Linked DNA regions of Homo sapiens: region 2 is linked to region 1. The links are chromatin loops, found by intact Hi-C in ENCODE. Cell type or tissue: Calu3. All regions are shown on one strand. Links, peaks and the distances in the headings refer to the core of each region. The heading gives the core; the rest is flanking DNA.

What was found. Hi-C counts contacts between places; a loop is a spot of excess contacts. Peaks named below come from ENCODE experiments on the same cell type or tissue, not always from the same donor. Only the 100,000 strongest peaks of a DNase experiment are listed, where the experiment ranks them.
Region 2: it touches region 1 in a loop (10-fold over the local background); 11 of 110 quality-filtered maps call a loop at or near these places.

The regions. Positions count from the first base shown.
Region 1 is chr13:90,862,893-90,873,602 of GRCh38, forward strand. No RefSeq gene overlaps it. Among named protein-coding and RNA genes, the nearest start is that of LINC00410, 58 kb to the right of the region's middle. In Calu3, for the core only: a CTCF peak has its summit at 5,623 (motif pointing left); a DNase peak (open chromatin) is centred at 4,579.
Region 2 is chr13:89,701,694-89,712,403 of GRCh38, forward strand. No RefSeq gene overlaps it. Among named protein-coding and RNA genes, the nearest start is that of LINC00353, 140 kb to the left of the region's middle. In Calu3, for the core only: no CTCF peak of the experiment used is centred there; no DNase peak of the experiment used is centred there.

The sequences.
Region 1 (10,710 bases), core at 1,316-9,315:
ACCTTTGGTCATCCACAGTCCAAAAATAGGTGAATACAGTACTAGAATTCAGGTTTCCTTGTGCTCAGTCTAACATCCCCTTTCCCACAGCATCCTATAGGTGTCTACACAAACTCTGGTATAATAAGGTAGCCGTTATATATAGCAGAGGACTGATGAATGTAGACGTGTTACCACCTAAAGATGGATCCTGAGCCTGTATGTTTCCCTTCACTTCTATTAAATGTGGGAATTTAGTTATTATTACTAAAGCGACATTGTAAAAATAGGTGGAAAGGTTCACCCTTTTGGGGAAAAAAGCCATTACATAAATAATATTCTTCCTGTGAATAATATTACAAAATCAGTAAGTTAGAGATCATTCAGATGTTCCTCTAGCATATTGAAACTGCTCCATATAGACCATCTTTCAGTCACCTTTCTGATTTCTGAAGATAACTTTTTAAGAATTGGTCATGGTTTTGCAAACCCACTCTTCTGATTACCTTTATAAATTTTACCTTTATAAAAATTACCTTCATAAATTACAGGTATGAGCCACCTTGCCCAGCCTCCCAAAATCCACTTTAAAAGGAGGTTATGGAGAACAAAGAATTAATAAATGTTTTAGGTAAAGAATATGTTAATTACCCTGATTTAATCATTATACCATCTACAGATGTATGGAAATATCACATTCACCCTATAGGTATGTAAAATTATTATGTATAGATTTAAAAACAAGTAAATACATGAAGTGAAGTGATGGAGGCTTGCTTTGCAAGGCTGAACTCTACTGGGCCTCAGAAGAGGGAAAGTAGGACACATGCCTTTCTCTGCTTTTATGTGCAATTGCTTTCAGAACCACACACATTATGTCTATCGATAGTATGGAGCTAAAAAAGTTTTAGTGAGGAATTCATTTTTTCACAATGTTAATTCTCTTTCAAGTAGCAAATCACTATGATTTTTCAGCAGAACTATAAAAGAAGAAAAGAAACTCTCCATTATAATAGAAGAGAGAGTATAATGTAAAGATAATTTTTTGTTATTTTTCTTACTAACAAAGGTATAAACCAAGTCAAGATCTGATAGAAATTTGCTTCACTGCATAATCTATAGGCTCATAACTCTTTTATCATTACCTATTTGTTTAATATTCAATATGTGGGATCACAGTTATTTTCTTCCCTCGTTGCTACAGTTCCATATTTTCTAGTTATTTACCTGTTCTTAAAAAAAATGACTTTGTCTAGTGACAATGAATGTCAGCATAGTTTTTCCTCAATTATAAGTAGAGACAATGTGCTCTTTTTCTGTTTCAGCACTTTGCAGGGAAATCTAACTGTTAAAAGTAAGATAACCTATCAAATTTTCAACTCATAGAGGAGAGGTTAGAGATACTTAAAAAAAAGAAGTACTTCAAAAATTATCAAAATTCCTGAATTATATTCTCTGTACACAACAGAGCTGAATGGCTTTTCCTGAACAATAGGTTGACCTATGTGTTCTAGTCCCCATTTGTAATGCTATCAGAAACATATACATGTGTTTTGTTTTCTATTGATTTGTTCCTCTTATCAAGAAAAGATTTATGCCTTGTTTTCTAAACAGCCTTGAAATACAAAGAGTTTTTTCGTTCCAGATATTTCAATAGCACCTTATTTCAACCAAATGTCTTGGTTTCTTTAAGCTCATCACTAATGTCAGTGCTTTTCAATGTCTTTCTGTTTATTTAATTTGTTTAATTTCCATTAAATAAATGAAACAAATCAGCATATATCCACAAGCCAGAGACTTAAAAAAAATCAGTCTAAACCTTAAGAAATAGGGCAACAAGCTAAAAAGAATGAGGAAGATCGTGATGTATAAACTGCTTCTGTATGGTCTCCCAAGGGTTGTTAGCGAATTGTGTGGAAGGTTGAATGTTCTTCTATTTTGAAAATGTTTTTATAATGTTTATTTTCTATAAAAACATGAAAATGTTAAATAAACATATTTATAATTTGGCTTTATCAGAGTATACTAGGAAAACATTGATGTTCCAATTTAGGATACCAACCACATTTTCCTCTCTATGGGAGTAGCACGTTCCTTTCATATATATATATATATACACACACACACACACACACGCACACACACACGTGTATATATATACGTATTATATATATATTATATATATTTAACATATCTATATTTAAAGAGAGATGATGTGTCAGGGTTGTTCAGAGAAACAATAAGATGTAGAAAGAAATTTATTATAAGGAATTGACTCATATGATTATGCAGGCTGGCAAGTCCCAAGATCTGCTGGGTGAGTTAGAAAGCTGGAAACCCACAAGTGCCTATGGCTTAGTTTCAGTCCAAAGCAGGAAATAAGCTGATATCGCACTTTGAAGGCCTTCAGGTGTTACTAGGTAGAACTTATGCCATGTTGTTCTATTTAGGCCTTCAGCTGATTGAATGAGGTCCACCCACATTAGAAAGGGCAATCTCCTCTACTTAGTCTGCTGATTCAAATATTAAACACTCAGAATTATATTCGAATAAATACCTGGACATCCCATGGCTCAGACAAGTTGACACAGAAAACTTAACTGATACAATGTAAAAAACATTAATAAATTAGAAGCAGAGGATCTTAGTGCATCCTTGTTCTCTTTTCGAGGGTATCTCTCTCTGTGGAGGGTTGTTGTTGTGGTCGTTGCACCTTCACCAACACTTACTGCAGTGACATGCAGGGGTTGAAGGTGTGGATGCAGTGGCTGAGAGAATGTGGAATCACAAAAGCAGGGTTTGCCACTGAACTTTAAAGAACTAAAGTTTAGTTCTTTAAGAAGTACAGTAAAACTTACGTATCCTGAGGCTCATAGTCTTTCTTGCTGAATTAAATAGAGCAAAGTTTTGAGGCAGATTTTTTTATTGTATGTTTTTTTCTAAGTGATTCTGGTAATGAAAATATTACAGTTATAGGGCAAATAAACATTTAAACTGAAAACAAGCAGATGGGAAAGACCTCTACTTATTCTACCCCACGAGAGATTACTACTTATTCCCAAAGCTATGATCAACATGAAATATGGGATTGGAGAGACTCTTCCAATATAATTAGTGGTGCTCACAAAAGAATCACAACCTCCAAAAGAGAGAAATATAGATAATAATCATGAATTCATCATTTCTATTGATCTCTCATATAAGCAAAAAGGTTCTAATGTAATTTTCAAGGCATGATTCCACACGGCCATAGTATCTCTTTTTCACAAGCTTGAAGTATCAATTTCTAAAATGTTGAACACCCAAGGAACTGCATTAGCAGGAGTAGAAGAGTCCAGACCAGGGTTTGGCAAGCCACTGCTAGTAGGCTAGCCAGCTGTTTTTGTAAAAGAAGTTTTACTGGAACAGAACGATGCATTTTCTTATATTGGCTATGCTAGTTTCTCATGAAGACTGCAGTTGGATAGCTGCTATACAATCTGTATGGCCAACAAACTCAAAAATATTCACTCTCTGAGTCTTAAAAGGAAATGTGTTAGGGATGCAAATTATTAAACAAGTAATTTTTGAATGTTTACTATAAACTAGGTGCTAGAGATACAAAAATGGGGAAAGAAAAAGACAAAGATCCTTGACGTTTTAGAGCTTACCTTCCATGGTCAGCTCATATCTATCATTCCAAAAGTTCAATATCCCCCAACACCCCTCTTTTTGTTCAGCTTTACTGAGGTATAATTGACAAGTAGTAATTGTGTATATCTAAGATCTACAACTTGACCTTTTGATAAACATATACATTGTGAAATGATCCCACAATCGAGCAAATTAACATATCTGTCACTTGCACGGTTACTGTGTGTGTGTGTGTGTGTGGTGAGAACACTTCAGATCTAAGCATATGTCAAGTACACAATACTGTATTGTTAGCTACAGTCACCACTCTGTGTACATTAGATCTCCAGAGCTGATTCATCTTGCACAACTGAAACTTTGTACTCTTCGACAAACAGCTCCCCACTTCCCTTTCCGCCAGTCTTAGCAACCATTCTTCTACCCTGTTTCTATCCTTCCCCCCTTTTAAAAACATTTCAGTGATTTTAGTGTTGCTCTTGGTAACACAAAACTTCCCATCAGGCTGGACGCGGTGGCTCACGCCTGTAATCCCAGGACTTTGGGAGGCCGAGGCAGGTGGATCACCTGAGGTCAGTTTGAGACCACCCTGGCCAACATGGCGAAACCACACCTCTACTAAAAATACAAAAATTAGCTGGGCATGGTGGCCGGCCCCTGTAATCCCAGCTACTCGGGAGACAGGAGAATTGCTTGAACAGGGACTGGGAGGCGGAGGTTGCAGTGAGCCAAGACGGTGCCACTGCACTCCAACCTGGGTGACAGGGCTAGACTCCATCCTAAAACAAAAACAAAAACCTTCCCATCATGTGTTTTATTCCTCCTGTGAATTGGTTGCTACTCATGGAATCTTGTGAGACTTGAAAGCCTATAGCAGTGTTTTCTGAGAAATTTCTTTGTTAAGAAAAGAGAGACTAATCAGAGGTGTGATGTCAGCTTTACAACAAAAAAGACTTGTGCACCACCTAGAGGCCGAACTGGGCGTCGGGATTAATCAGTCCTCCATTGTTGACAGGGGAAATAATGGTGCTCAAAGGCCTGAAATGGAAGCTAATGGTCACACCCACTGCACGGTATGAGGAAGGATGATATAAGAGGATGTGCAAATATTATGAAGCACATCAACTGGTACAAGGCAAAAGAAGCAACAAGTATTTGCCTTAAAAAAGGTCAAATAATGCATTATATTCAGATATATTTAAACCTGAGGTAAATTCAGTCTTCTTTTCTGGCTTATCAAGATGCAAAACCCCCTGTATTATTCAGCACCTCCATCATTTTGCTGTATGATTGTTTCTGTTTCACTCTCCACTTGGAAACTGTGAGCTGCTTGGGATATCAGAGAAGTTTAAAAACTTCTCTGGTTTTCAAAGCAGTATTTGCGATGAAACCAGCACTCAAATATTTTTCTGAACCAAACAGAATAAACAGTGGCATTCCTGAAAAAGTAACTAACAGATGCTTAGTTGACTAGATATTTTCAAATGCTTTCAAATCTTATTTTATTGAAGGAATAAATAGGATTATTTTTCTTTTTTAAAAAAGATGTTATAAAAATGTTTTTATAAACCAAAAGTCTAGTTTTGTGTGCTATGTGGCTGCCCATTTGAAATAGCATTTGTCATTTGGAAATCCTGAAGGTCTTACAGATCTTAACCATTGTAATTATGTTATTTGTCTTGCAGTGTTTAGGCAATCAGTGATATAGTTGGTTTTGCACAACTTAGAGAAGCACAACTTTGTCATACTTGACTACCAAGATAACATTCAGTGAAGAAAGTTTTTCACTAAGGAAAATGACATGCCCCAGAGAGTGTGGAGGCTGTACTTCTTTCTTTCAGGTTAATGTGACCCATTAATATATTTCAGAGTTTCTGGTGCATTTAAAATTGGTTTATTAAATTCTTTTGCAAAGATAAAAAATCTTCCAAAGTGTCATAATCCATTTTAAGGGAAAATTCTGAAAATTAGAGCAAGGGAGCCCCCTTGTGGACTGACTCTGATGCCATGTACAATGAATTATCAGTTAAATCAATGATTTCATCAATATTTATGAGATAATTTTAATAGTAAAATAGCAATACAGTTGACCATTGAACAATGCAGGGATTGGGGTGCCACTCTTATGCAGTAAAAAATCTGTATATATCTTCTGAGTTCCCCAAAACTTAGAACTAATAGCCCACTGTTGACCAGAAGATTTACTGGTCAATTTAACAAATACATAGTCAATTTAACAAATAAACTAGTATCTACGTATATTTTATGCATTAATGACATACCTAACTTTCTCTTAATTTTCTGACTTTTTAGGTTATGCAGTTCATCTGCGTGTTTTCTCAAATTGTCACAAATCTCCAAAAAATTTCCAATATATTTATTGAAAAAACTGCATATAAGTGGACCCATGCTGATCAAACCCATGTTGTTCAAGGGTAATTTATCTTCAGATGAACTTTATCAGAAATGAATTACAAATTATATTTTATTTGCAATATATTTATATGAGTATACTCAATATAATACGAAGTAATTCCTAAAACCTGCCTGGATGAATCCTGAACTTGGAAAAAACAAACTGTCCTAGCCTTAAGTGATTACTCCAATAAAGCAGCCCAAAGGATTGATTCTAGAATCAATGGCTGCTCATTCAAGAACTCAAAAATATAGTTGGCATTGGAAACCAAATATGTTTCTTTGCACGATGCTGAGTTTAAGCAAAGGTAGGTGAATTTATTGATGACTATAGTTTGTTTAACAAAACCAGTTATTTAAAAATGCAACTGCTTATATTTCTATCCAGAAAGCTGCTCTAAAGGATACATAAAAAATATATTCCCTTATCTTAGTAAAACTTTTCTCATCTGGAAAGTTGAGAATGAAAGAAAAGAAATGTATAACTAGATTTATGAGCAGTGACACAGAAACAAATGCATTTCCTTTAGGCTAAGCTCCTCTATCTCACATCTCAGCTGCAGATCTTAAAAACAAACTTCTTTTAAAAGTCTGGTTTTATATTTCTTCATCTATCTATTTTCCCCATGTGCTATATTTGGACTGGAGAATAAAAATCAGTAAAAGTAAATAGTTACAAAAATTGTAGTTATTAAGTTATTAATTTTTTACATTTTAAGTACCAGTAAAAAATCGTTTTTTAACTTTTTTTGTTTTTTTATGACAGGGTTTGCTCTGTCACCCAGGCTGGAGTTCAGTGGCACAATCTTGGCTCACTGCATCCCCGACCTCCTGAAGCTCAAGCAGTCCTCCCACCTCAGCCTCTTGAGTAGCTGAGACCACAGGTGTCTGCCACTATGCTCAGCTAGTTTTTGCATTTTTTGTAGAGACCAGGTTTCACCATGTTACCCAGGCTGATCTTGAACTCCTGGGCTCAAGCAATCTGCCCACCTCACCCTTCCAAAATACTAGGATTACAGGCATGAGTTACCTCTTCCAGCTAGTAAACAATCTTTATACACACTTAAAAACAAGAGGCCTGCATGCTCTAGTAATAGTTTATAAATTTATTGAATTCTTATTGCATTGGAAAATTGCCCAGATGTTAGTGGGCAGAAATAGAATATATGATTTATTCCATTTGAATGCAACTCCCGATCTCTATTACAAACCTCCTTTGATATTTTATTTCCTCAGGAAACTGCACTAGCTTTCTGTGGGGTTTTATTTGAAACTTGTGATTGACATATAATAATTGTACGTATTTATGGGGTACAACATGATGTTTTGATACATATAAATTATATAATTATCAAATCAGTGTAACTAGCATATCAATTCCCTTGAACATTTATAATGTATTTGTGATGAGAACATTCAGTAACCTCTCTTCTAGCTATTTTGAAATGTACAATATATTGTTGTTAATGCCAGTTATTTTACTATGCAGTAGAACACCAGAATTTATTTTTCTTAACTAACTGTAACTTTGTACCCATTTACCAATCTTTCACCATCCCACCTTCCCTTGTCCTTCCCCTTCTTCTGTTAACCACGATTCTACTCTCTACTTCTATGAGAACAACTTTTTAGATTCCGTATGTGAATGAGATCATGCAGTATTTGTCCTCTGTGCCTGGCTTATTTCACTTAACATGACGTCTCCCAAGTTTTTGCATGTTGCTGCGAATAACAAGATTTCATTTTTTTGTATGGATGAATAGTACTCCATTATGTATATATACCATATTTTCTGTATCCATTTATTCATTGATGGACATTTAGGTTGATTTCATATCATGGCTATTATGAATAATGCTGTAATAAACATGAATATAGATATCTCATTGACAAACTGATTTTATTTAATTTAGATGAATAGCCAGTAGTGGAGTTGCTGGATCATATAGTAGTTCTGTTTTTTTTCTGAGTTTTTGATAATGGCTGTACTAATTTACATTCCTACCAGCAGTGTGTAAGGGTTCCCTTTTCTCCAGATCCTTGCTAGCGCTTGTTTGTGTACCTTTTGATTTTTTGATAGTAGCCATTCTGACTGTAGTGAGGAGATATCTCGTGGTAGTTTTGATTTGCATTTTGCTAATAATTAGTGTTGAGAACTTTTTCATATGCCTCTTGGCCATTTGTATGTCTTCTTTTTTTTGGAAGAAGTAATATTGTTTAAAATATTCATAATATACAAAGCAAGCTACAGATTCAATGCAATTCCTATCTAAATACCAATGGCATTCTTGATAGACATAAAAAAAAATCCTAAAACTCATATGGAACCACAAAGCCCATGAATAGACAAAGAAATCCTGAGCAAAAGAAAAAAGGTGGTGGCATCATACTTCTGACTTCAAAACATACTACAAAGTTTTAGTAACCAAAACAGCATGCTACTGGCATAAAAAGTAGACATATAGGCCAGTGGAACAAAATAGGAAATCCAGAAATAAACCAATACATCTACAACCAGTGGATATTTGACAAGTGTGCCAAGTACACACGATGCAGAAAGGGCAATCTCTTCAATAAATGGTGCTGAGAAAACTGGATATACACAGGCAGAACAAGAAAACTAGACCCTATCCTATCTCCTACTGTATGCAAAAAGTAACTCATAATGGATTGAAGACTTAAATGTGAGACCCAAAACTATGAAATCACTAGAAGAAAACATAGCGAAAAGCTTCATGACATTGGTCTACATAAGGATTTTTTTTTTAGATAAAACCTTAAAAGCACAGGCAACCAAAGTAAATATAGATAAATGACATTACGTCAAACAAAAAAGCTTTTAAATGGTAAAGGAAACAACAGAGCAAAGAGACAACCTGCAGAATAGGAGAATATTTTTTGTAAACTGCATCTGATAAGGGTTTAATATCCAAAACATATAAGGAACTCAAACAACATAACAACAGAAGAACTAAGAACCCTGTTTTAAAATGGGCAATAGTTGCCTGTGGTTTTTTACAGGTACAAAAATGTGCTGTTTAAAGCCACACAAATCCTCTGTGCACTACAATATTGTTATAATTTATTTCTGTTGTGAATTGATTTCTTTTTTCAGAAAAATATTTCCATGAGGGGAAGGAGATAATATAGTAGTGACAGAGTGACAGCTAAACTGTTCCGCATATGGAATTAATCTAAATTCAGAAGTTTGAAAGCATTTGAGGAGCTGGGAGATACAAGCAGAGTACTGAGGCTAGGAAGTAGATGCAATCAATCTGTAGCAGATAGGGGAAATGCCTCTTAATATAAAATTCCTGGCTGTGGGGATGGATGGCCCAATACTCTTACACACAATGGTGTCTAATTTTAATTAGTTATTTTTATTGTGTGATGGGCCACTTTTCCTACCATTAAACAAACCCCTGCAAAAGTTACCAAATCAAAAACGTTTTGTGGGAAAGTTGTATTGAAGAAAGCATGGAAAATGAGCTGTTATACATGTAGTTCAGGGCAGAAAAGGACTCAGCAATGGGAAATCCAATGCGACAGACCAAAAATCCAAAAGCAGTGAGAAATCCAATCCAAATATGACTATCAGAACATAAGCATTCAAAGAAATTGTGGAGGATATACTGACTTCCTATAAGACATGGATACTTGGACAGGATAATCCGAGATGATAGTTGCACTCCACAGTTATTGCAAATTCCTGTAAGCTAGACTTGCCACAGCCTTATAATTTCTTTACCTACACTTCTCTCTCGTTACCAAGCAAACATTACTTTAACCCACTAACTTAAAATGTGTCAGTGGCTTAAAATCACTCTTGAGATAGAGCCTCTGAATACACCTCTAGCTCCTTCACAACTGTGTCTCTGTAGTCTAGTCACTTTAACCTCTCAAGTTCTCTGTTGTGCAAATTCCTTCACACCTCAGAACCATGGTCTGTGCTATTATTCGAATACCATCAGCTTTTGTTATCTGATGCTTTTAAGCCTTTTCCTTACGCATCTCAGCTTTCTTTCCAGATGACAGGAAACTTACTAAGAGCAAGGCATGTATTTCATAATTGGGCAAGTTTTCAGTAATAGATCCATTTATTCCTTGTGTCTCTGGCCTGTTAAAGGATAAATTCATTTCATGTATGCTCTCTCTCATTTTCTTTTCTTTTCTTTTCTTTTTTTTTTTGACAGAATCTCGCTCTGTCACCAAGACTGGAATACAGTGGTATGATCATGGCTCACTGCAGCCTTGAACTCATGGGCTCAAGTGATCACACCATCTATTTTTTTTTCCAACTTTTTGTAGACACTGGAGTCTCTCTATTTGACACAAGCTAGTCTTCAACTTCTGGGCTCAAGTAATCCTCCCACCTCAGCCTCCCAAAGCGCTGGTATTACAGATGTGAGCCACGATGTCCAGCTGTCTCTCTAATTTTAACAACATGAACAGAAGAGAAAAAAATAAATCTTCTGAAGGACTATCACTTAGCATGTTTCTCTGGTGCTGCCACAACTTCTATATCTGCCTAGGAAAACAATATCACAGATGTCTTTACCTTACCAAGTGTTCCTTGTGAGATTGTTTTTCTTCCTCTCCATCCATGATTCAGGGTCCCAGGAGGCAGTAGTTTGTTCAGAAGCCCCATTTCATGAAGCCAATTCAATCTACCGTGAATTGATAGAT
Region 2 (10,710 bases), core at 841-8,840, 1.2 Mb before region 1:
TAAAACTCTTGGATCAGAGATGAAAGAATGAATAATTTTCAGAAAAAGCAGTAGTCAGAGTATCACCATATATGCAATGGTAGCTCTGCTGTTCAATTCTTTAGGGTGATATGAGGAGCCACAATGAAGGCAGAACACACAATGAGTTGTGGAATACCTAAGGAACACAAAACAAGAGATCAATAGTTTTTTGTTTGTGTTTATTTGTTTTTAGCAAGCCGCAAAGATTTTACCAATTAGCAAATTAGCCAGTCTACTTTCTCTTGGAAAGTGGGAAGCTACGTAGTGATCACACTGCAGTTTTCTTAACCTACCAGTTGCCTATGTGACTAGCCATAGAAAGTGCTCAGTATTAGAAGACAGGTAAGCCTTGCTGTCTGGCACAGTTAGCAAGAAGGTGCAGGAATGCTGAGGACTCACGATGGAACGCTGAGGACTCATGATGGAATGCCTTTCCAAATAAATGGTCTTCCGTAATGGCATTTACAACTTTTTTAAAATAATGAGGTTAAGACCTCGCGAATAACTGCCATAGCTATGCATCAGGCTTGGTACAACCTACCACAGTTACGACTCTTGTTCACAGCAGAGATAAGAGACAGAAACTGCCTCCTCCGAGAATTTGTCTTAACAGAGACTTATTTTTCCTTCAATGAACTACATATTACACAGAGAAAAGTATTGAGCATTAGCACAATTCGATACCCAAATTGATTATGTAAAATCAGTGAGTGACTCATGATATTTTAACAATTTATCTTGTCCTTATTTGACTCCATATGTTCTATGCTTGAGGCATAGGCTGGGTCTGTATTTATTTTCCATGAAGAGAAATTTTCCTCTATTCATTATTTAGGAACTATTAATTTTCAGGAAGAAAAGGAACTTGACCATCTCTCATTGTTTTCTTCCTTTTGATTTTTTTGTGATTTCTTAAAAATGCATATTGCAAACTTTCACTATCCATCCTTATTACATCCCTTATATAATTGAAACTTATACTACTTAATCAAATTTGAAATCACATCTGAGGGTGTAACATGTGGCATCCATCTATGATTCAAATAGCATGAGCATTATTTATGTCAAAACAATATATTCAGTAAGAATCCCTCACCCTGGCATGAAAATATGTTTATTTTGTTTAAAGATTATAAATGCACAGGTTCATACTGCAATTAGTACCTATATTACTATAGAATAATTTTATAGCTAAAAAATCTAATATATAAGTAAAATAAATTTTTATTCCCATGAAGATATAAGTGAGTATTTTGTGAATCATGACTCCAAGGATGTAGGAAATAAAAATTTTGATTAAATTAAGTAAATTCTGCCATGTTGGTTATTATCACTTTCATTGAATAATGCTAAAATAATAAATAATATATTAACTCAAAATGTTTTTACTGTGAGCCCTGGTTAAATTTCTGTTAATGAAAATGTGCAATATTCAGTCAGTAACAACAAGCATTATTGAAGACCTACTATTACTTACACAGGTAGATACATGAGAGATGGAACGAAGCAAAATGCATGTGCTATATTACTATATTCCATTCATAGCATTATTGAACTATTAATAAACATCAATAATTTCTAATAATGACTTTAGAATAATCAAATACTAAATGTTTTATATAATATTAAATTTTAATTTGTTATATCAATAATTATAGCATTTAAAATCTGTGTGTTATATTGCTTTTTTCTTCACTTCTTAGATACCCTACATTCACCCACAAAAAGAGTTCTTGGCTTAGGAATATACTAAGAACAAAAGCTTGTGAAATAGAGGTGTTTTTCAGTTACTGAAGAGGACTATTCAAAAATGAAGACAGAACACAGTCACTGCCCAGAAATCACATTAAAAGTTAAAGAATTTTGCTGGGTGTCTTCACTCTTTCATTTGGTTGACTCACATTCTTAATCTCAGGATAGCAAATTTTTATATCGTATTCAAGAAGCGTTTCTTTACTATACCTATTTGTATTAGTCTGTCCTCAGGGTACTAACAAAGACATGCCCAAGACTGGGTCATGTATAAAGGAAAGAGGTTTAATGGACTCACAGTTCTACATGGCTGAGGAGGCCTCACAATTATGGAGGAAGATGAAGGAAGAGCAAAAGGATGTCTTACATGGCGGCAGGAAAGAGCGTGTGTGCAGGGGAACTCCCACTTATAAATATATGAGATCCATGAGATCTCATGAGATATATTCACTATGAGAACAGTATAGGAGAAACCACTCCCAAGATTCAGTTATCTCCACCTGGCCCTGCCCTTGACACAGGATGGCGGGAATTGTTACAATCAAAGTGAGATTTGGGTGGGGACACCCAAACCATATCACTAATATGAAATAAGTGTTGTTTCACATTATTTTGCCTTATAAACTGATTTATATTAACATAACTGATGTATGTTACTATGAGTTATTTTATGAGCATTAAAGTTTAGTTATGGATTTATCTGAAACTAATATTTATTAATATCTCTATTATTAAATGAAATATTACCTGTTAATATTAATTATTTTATTTTTATTAGTCATATATTTAAAATTATATTACAATAAAATATTAAATTTTAATAGTTCATTATATTAATAAAAAAACTTATTTGAAAGGCCACTAGCCTTGGTTATTTAATGTACCCAACATTTTTGGAGAAAATTACAGTGTTCATATAGTACTTTAAAAAATTTAACATTTTAAGAATAGCACATTGATTAATGTTCTTGGTATATTTAGCAAATTTGAAAATCAGAGAAAAAGTGTAGAGTAGTACATCATGTTTATAAGTGAAGAATTATTATGTATGAGTTTTTATTAGGAGACAAGTATTTCTTTTACTATAAATCTAATAATTTCTAAAGTGATATATTCATTTATTCTTGAAATCAATAAAGTTATTGCTGTGTAAAATGGAAAAAACAATCATAGCTCTTGGGAATTTAAAGACGTTCACATAATGTATTGGGATTATTTATTTTATTTTATGGAAATAAACAGCTAACATTTTCAAAACAAAAGTTACAATATAAAGATTGGAGCACATAACAATGTTAGCTTTAATAAATGTTGTACCAGGACTCTATACATATACTACGACTCTTTGTTGTCGCCTTAATATGCCAATAGATTGCAAATAATACACATCATTACTCTCTCTACTGACAGACAATATAAAGAAAAAATTTAAAAAGATAACTTTGAGAATATAAATGCATACTTTTAGAATGGAATTAAAACGTATATGCTAATAAAACAATGGAAACAGATGTCACTGAGAACATTTGCATTCACTACTTGAAATACAATCACTATTTCTATTTTTGAATTTCATTATTGAATCCACAAATAACATGCCTTTGAAAACATAGTTTTTATTAAATACTTGAATAATTTTATCTCTGCAAAGACATCAAAGAATAGTAGTTTCCCCTTTATATAGTAATGTTTTAGATTTCTCATTATAAGTGTTCCTATTTTTCTCTCATGTGGTAATCAATAAAATTGCACAAAGATAATGTTCTTAAATCTCAGAAAAACAGAAACAAAAAGCACCGTATTTGTTTGCCAGCCTGGGGAATGAAGCCATTTTTGGAACATTCTTGGGTTCTTTCTATTTACCACATGTCTTCCCAATTTTAATGTTAAAAACTATATTAAGTACTAGATATGTTGTATTAGGTTTCTCTAGAGGGACAGAAAAACTAATAGGCTAGATTTATATATGAAGGGGAGTTTATTAATTCACATTATCACAAGGTGAAGTCCCACAATAGGCCGTCTGCAAGCTGAGGAGCAAGTAAGCCAGTCTGAGTCCCAAAACCTCAAACGCAGGGTAACCAACAGTGCGGTCTTCAGTCTTTGGCCAAAGGCCCGAGAACTGCTGGCAAACCACTGGTGTAAATCCAAGAGTCAAAAGCTGAAGGACTTGGAGCCTGACTTTTGAGGGCAGGAAGCATGTAGCATAGGAGAGAGATGAAGGCTAGAAGACTCAGCAAGTCTGCTAATTCCACTTTTCTTCTGCCTGCTGTATTTTAGCTGTGCTGGCAGCTTGATTAGATGGTGCCCACCCAGATTGAGTGTGGTCCCGCCTTTCCCAGTCCATTGACACAAATGTTCATTTCCTTTGACCACACCCTCATAGACACACGCAGTAACAATACTTCGCATCCTTCAATCCAATCAAGGTGACACTTGGTATTAACCATCACATATGTACTGAACAGAATTTTATAATTTTAATGATTTAAAAGGTGTTTATCTCAAAACCATCATTTCAGTATTGACTTCATAATCTGGATGTTACCTGAAGCTCTCGCTCTTTCGGAAATTCTTTGTTCAGGAGCACTTCCCACTGTCACCCAATGAAACAATAACTCCGTGCCAATATATCCTCTCCTGATCTTCATTACAAGACTAGTTCTGCATTTCAAACTACCAAGATTTCTTCCACTTAAAATGTAAGATGCCTAAAATAGCAATTTATCCATTTCTGGCTCTCAATTCCCTGTTTTTCCTTAAATCACATTCACTTTGCATTCACAGCCACGTTTTCTCCTTGTTCTTGACTGAGACACAGAATAAGGGTCCTTTCTATTATTTTTCCCCACATTATTCACTCAAGGTATATGTGTAGCAAGAGATGTACCAAGGAAAGTTTATGTTGTACCAACAAGATACTCTTAAAATATACTAGTTCTGTAGAAAACCCTGATCTTGGAGTCAAGTAGAAACCCTGCAGCTGGGAGTTTGTCTCTGGCTGTATTTTTCCTCAGACTTCATTTATCTTACCATGTTCTATTTCCTTCTCCTTGTCCCTCTGTTTTTTCTACCCCTCCCCTTTCCTAGTTCTTGGTCAGCTCCGTGCTTCCATAAACACATTTTACCTGTTTTTGCATGATTGTGTAGCTAACCTTTATTTCACTCTGTTCTTAAAGGTTTTGTTGCAGTCTCACCGTCCTTAATCGTCAATTAGGAACTCCACAACTGGGAAAAAGTCTTGGGCCATATTTTTCTTCAGGTTCTAGTTCTCTGTCATGCTCTCTGTACCATATCTTTGCATCAGTCTACTAAAATGTGGTTTGACATTGCATATAGTTTTGTATGTAAAACTGTGTGCAAAGTATTTATATATATTATTTCTATGCTTGTGGGAGTGTGTATGTGTGTGTGTGTGTGTATAGATCTGACAGTAGCACGTAAGTGACCAATATATGCAGGAAATAGCTTGAGCAAAATTTATTCCCATTTATATCCATAAAATATAATCCTTATTTTAATTTTTAACTAAATAAAATAATTATAATTACTTTTACAGTGCTATTTTTCCATTTCACATTGGAGAATTATAATTCTATATATTTATGGGGTGCAAAGTGATGCTATTATATATATATGTATATGTATATCTATATATATATATACACACACACACACATACATACACACGCACTCACAAACAAATGTGGGATGATTGAATCAAGCTAATTAACAATTCATCCCCTCAAAAACTTATCCTTTATTCCTCCTGTCTAACTGAAACATTGTATCCTTTGACCAACATCTTCCCCTTCCCGCTACTCCCAGCCTGTGGTAACCACCATCATGCTCTCTGTAAAGCTCTGATTTTGAATCAGAATCTTCTAGTGCCATCACAACTCTTCCAAAAACAGTGATCCATAGTTCTTAACTGGAAGTAAGGAGGAATATGAGTAGACAGTTCAGAGGAGAGCTGGGCAAGAAAATAGGAGAAGCTGCTCAGAATCACTACTCCATAGGCAAATAAAAATGAAGAAAATATACAACATAATTGTATAGTCTTCAGAATGGCAACAATTAGGAAAGATAATAATTTAACTTGATTTTCTGGCAGCTATTGTAAGGAAGAATACATTTCCATACACATTGGTAGAACTTAACAAGCACTAGCCTTTTCAGAAATAAATATGCCAACATGTATTAATAATAATTTAACTTGATTTTCTGGCATCTATTGTAAGGAAGAAGACACTTCCATATACATTGGTAGAACTTAACAAGCTGTAACCTTTTCAGAAAGAAATATGCTAACATGTATTAAATATTTAATAATATTAATTTATTATTGTAATTGTGTTGTATTAATGACCTTATATATTACGTATGTTATATGTGATACATATGCATGTATATTTGTATATAATCTCCTGTGGTCCAAAAATCCCATGTCAGGATCCTACCCAGGAGAGAAAAGAATCCTGATGTGCAGGAATCCATGTAGATGGAGGTTTACTGAAGTACTATTTACAGCATCTAAAAACCGCCGTCTCCCTTTCCCAATATCGAGCATGAGATTCCAGTAATAGAAATTCTCGAGATTATCTTCTCTAACTCTCTTTTTAAAGCTTAAGAAATGAAGTTGAGATGTTGAGATATTAAAGTCACACAGCTGGTAATTTGCTCAGTCATCTGGAATAGAAATCCATTGACGCACAGTTTCATTTTTACTGACAAGGAATTCATGTACTGACATAAAAATTCTCTTTTCAAAATTAATCTCCAAAGGTCGATGAGACATGTACACTAAGGAGTCTTCTCAGCATGATTCCTAAAGGAGAGGGAAAGATACGTAGTGGGGAGTGGTGCTTTCTCGATGTGAGAAAAACTATTTTCCATGTTGCTCTATTAATAAGCACAGAAACCAGCTTTCAGAAGATGACAGGATAAGAACTTTTGACAATAAGCATTATCTTATAAAATAATATGATCTTAATTAGGAACAGGATAGCATAGAAAAACATAAAATGAATACATTTATAAATCATTATAAACCTTATTGACCAGGGATAACTTCAAATAAAATTAGTTTAAAAATACTGTTAATGTATGTGTGTGATTGTTTTATCTATATTTATTTATTTATTTATTTATTTATTATTTATTTATTTATTTTTGAGACAGAGTCTCGCTCTGTCGCCCAGGCTGGAGTGCAGCGGCGCGATCTCAGCTCACTGCAAGCTCCACTTCCTGGGTTTATGCCATTCTCCTGCCTCAGCCTCCCGAGTAGCTGGGACTGCAGGCACCCGCCACCACACCTGGCTAATTTTTTGTATTTTTAGCAGAGACGGGGTTTCACCGTGTTAGCCAGGATGGTCTCGATCTCCTGACCTCATGATCCACCCGCCTCGGCCTCCCAAAGTGCTGGGATGACAGGTGTAAGCCACCGCACCCAGCCGATTGTTTTATTCTTAAAAATGGGCCTATGTGGTCTCCACCATGGTTTTCAGTAAATTGTAAACATTTTTGCATGCCATTAAATGTTTTCAAAACATTTTGTATTAACAGTTACATAGTAGCTATTTAAATAGCTGAAGCTTATTCATTAAATAATTTATCCATATTTGAAATTTAGCTTTCCAATTGAAGCAATTCCAAGGAATACAGGGCCTATATTCAAAATTTCCTCAGTGTATATCAATCAAAATAGACTTTAAGATGAGAAATTTTGTTGCTTGTCTTTGTTCAGATTTTGTTAGTTTAACTTCTGCTTATCAAATTATCTAGGCTTTATGTGTAAATTTATTTTTCCAACAACTTTATAAGTATATGTTTATCTTTCAGATACACAAACCTTGCTTATCCCTGTGTAAAAATGTTCAGCAATTTAATAAACTATGATACATCATTATTTTATTTTTGTATGTGTTGAGTTTGAACATTTTAAAATTGGTTACCTGATTTTTATTTCTTGCAATTTGGATTTTAGTAACTATATAAGCCTTTTACAATATTATTCCCTTCTTATCTTAAAGTCTAGCATTCGTGTTTTCTCTTCTTGACACTGGAAAACATAGTTTCCCTAGTATGTAATTATCAACCTATTGTCTCTATTTTTTAATGAATTACTTCGTTTTTGTAATCTTTTATTTCAATTGCTTACATTCGTTTTATCTTTGATTTTCTATGTTTGACTGGCTTTAGAAGGCTAACTAATGAATATTTACATTGACAATTTTTAGTTAACACCATTTTACCTTGTGGTTTGCTCATGAATTTAGCTTTGGCCACATTCCACAAATTTCTTTATAGATTATGTTTAAAACTTACTTACATGTTAATTTCCTGCTTAAAATAAGTGATAAACAATATAAAGCATTTTCCATAAAATAGTACATGTTATGCTGTATTTTTGTTAAACTTCGCCTGTTATATACATATCCATCCTTTTACACTACATTTATTATTGTTATAATATTTTCTGATTAAGTGACAAGACTGTCAATAGTATCAGGCAGTATTCAGTGCTGGAAAAAGAAACCCTTCTAAAAATTTTAGATGAGAAGGGAATTAGTAGCCATGATTAGGTGCCCACAAAATGACTAGGACCCCTGGATTAGGGAGCCATGCTGATCCCTACGGACTAGGTGAACGCTTTGATCGTGATTATTAATGTATGAATCTGACTCAGAATGCCTCAAATCAAGAAGCCTTAAATCACAATCAAGGATGAGTTATGAATAAATGGACTTCCTAGGATGCTAGAAAACTGAAGTCAGAGTTACTGGTGCAGTGAGATTTGCCTCCTCTTTCTCCCAATATGCTGTGGGGTTGCTGGGGACAGTGGTGTCCATGTTATTACTCAGTTTGTTTTGATGGTAAGAATATTTTGCATTTTTCAAAATGTGTTATATTAAGACTAAGACTGTTTGATTCCTTCCTGAGTATTGATGTGAATCTTAATATATGGTGGGTGTGGCATCTTCTGTATTTATCGATGCACTACCGTGAAGAGAAAGGAACACCAACAGTGGCATGTTTCCCCAATGACCTGTGAGCTGAAGAAAGCTCTGTTTATTTGCTTATATCAGCTCCTACATTCTTTTTTGTCAATCTTGCACCTAACAATTTATGTGTCTTTCTCTAGGCAATTTATTAAGAAATTTTAAAATTGTGTGTGTGTGTGTGTTCTCTTTACACTAACCAAGGAATAGAACCAGTTTTTATTTCCCCTTTAAAATCTTTCCAAGAAATTACAATACTGAATCCAGTAGGATTCATATCCAAAATATCATCTCATTAGTAATTGAGACGTGCAGGAATTTAAAACAAGAAATATAATTATTTATGATATAGATGAGAGAGAGAGATGTGAGCAGGCATGTTAAAGAATGACTAGACTTGTTATCAAACGATAGTGATAATTTTTGAAAAACAATTTGTTGAACAGTTTGAAAATAAAATTCAAGAACATATAAAGGTTAACATATTTTGATCTCTAAACCCTACCTCTGCAGATTCATCATAATTAATGCTTTTACATACTGTATGCAAAAAGGATCATTTAAATGTTCATTCACTATATCACAAAATTATAATATGACAAAATATTTTGAACATAGAATAAGTAATATTCTCAAAATATATATCATGTAGAAGTCCTGCCATCAAAATAGAGTAGCATGTTGAAATTTTAATATTTTAAAATTAAATAAAAATTCAGAATAATTTGTGTACATGATAGCAACAAGAAGAGAAAAAGAGAGAGAGAGAAAACATGAAATAAACGTAAAGTTACAAATGTCTAGAGAGTAAACAAAGTTGTGCCTGAATAGTAGAATTGTGGATTATATTTTTTATGTTTTCAACTTTTTAGAAAGGTTTATAAATTAATAGAACATTCAGGCCGGGCATGATGGCTCATGCCTGTAATCCCAGCACTTTGGGAGGCCAAGGAGGGAGGATCACGAGGTCAGGAGATCGAGACCAGCCTGGCCAACATGGTGAAATCCTGTCTCTACTAAAAATGCAAAAATTAGCCGTGTGTGGTGGTAGGCGCCTGTAATCCCAGCTACTCGGGAGGCTGAGGCAGGAGAATCGCTTGAACCCGGGAGGCGGAGGTTGCAGTGAGCCGAGATCAAGCCACTGCACTCTAGCCTGGCAACAGAGCGAGACTGTCTCAAATAAATAAATAAACATTAAAAAATTCAAGTCAATTTTCCTGTTCACACTAAATACAATATTATAAAATACCGGGAATTAGACATCAAATTTAAAACCAGCTCCGGTACTTCATTAACTCAAGTGAAAGCTTCAAAGTAAGTAAGCTCTGAACAAGAATTTCTAAGGAAGAAAAACCTGAATATTACATTTAAATTAATACTTTTTGGTCAAAGTAGATGGACATTATTCCTACCTCAAATTTCTATCTTGAGTTTTAGTTTAAATTTGTATGATTTCTCTCTCTCTCTCTCTCTCTCTCTCTCACACACACACACACGCACACACATGCACCCCTCTGTTTTTCCCCCATATAATCCCATGAAAACTTTTCACCTCTCTTTTCATTCTGCTTCCCTATTTGGCTCATAATGAGTCTGGGATCTGGCCTTCCTCTTCTGAGATATTTCTAGCTAGTTTGCATATATCAACTTTTATTCTCAAAGTGAACTTCTCTGCAGAACTTATGAGCGCAAGATGCCACAGAATGTTCTTGAGATATAAACCACTAGTATCTGCAGGCACCTGTGCCATTGACTTTTGCCTGGTTTCATAATAATGTGATAAATAATTTTTGAGAAGTGTTGAGTACGTGCACACAACAGAGTGGAAAAATATGGGATCGGTGGACTATGATGGAGACCACTGATGAGGCAGTATTTTGCCTGTCCAAGGTTGGTTTAATAAAAGAAAAATTGCTAGATTATATAATCACACATT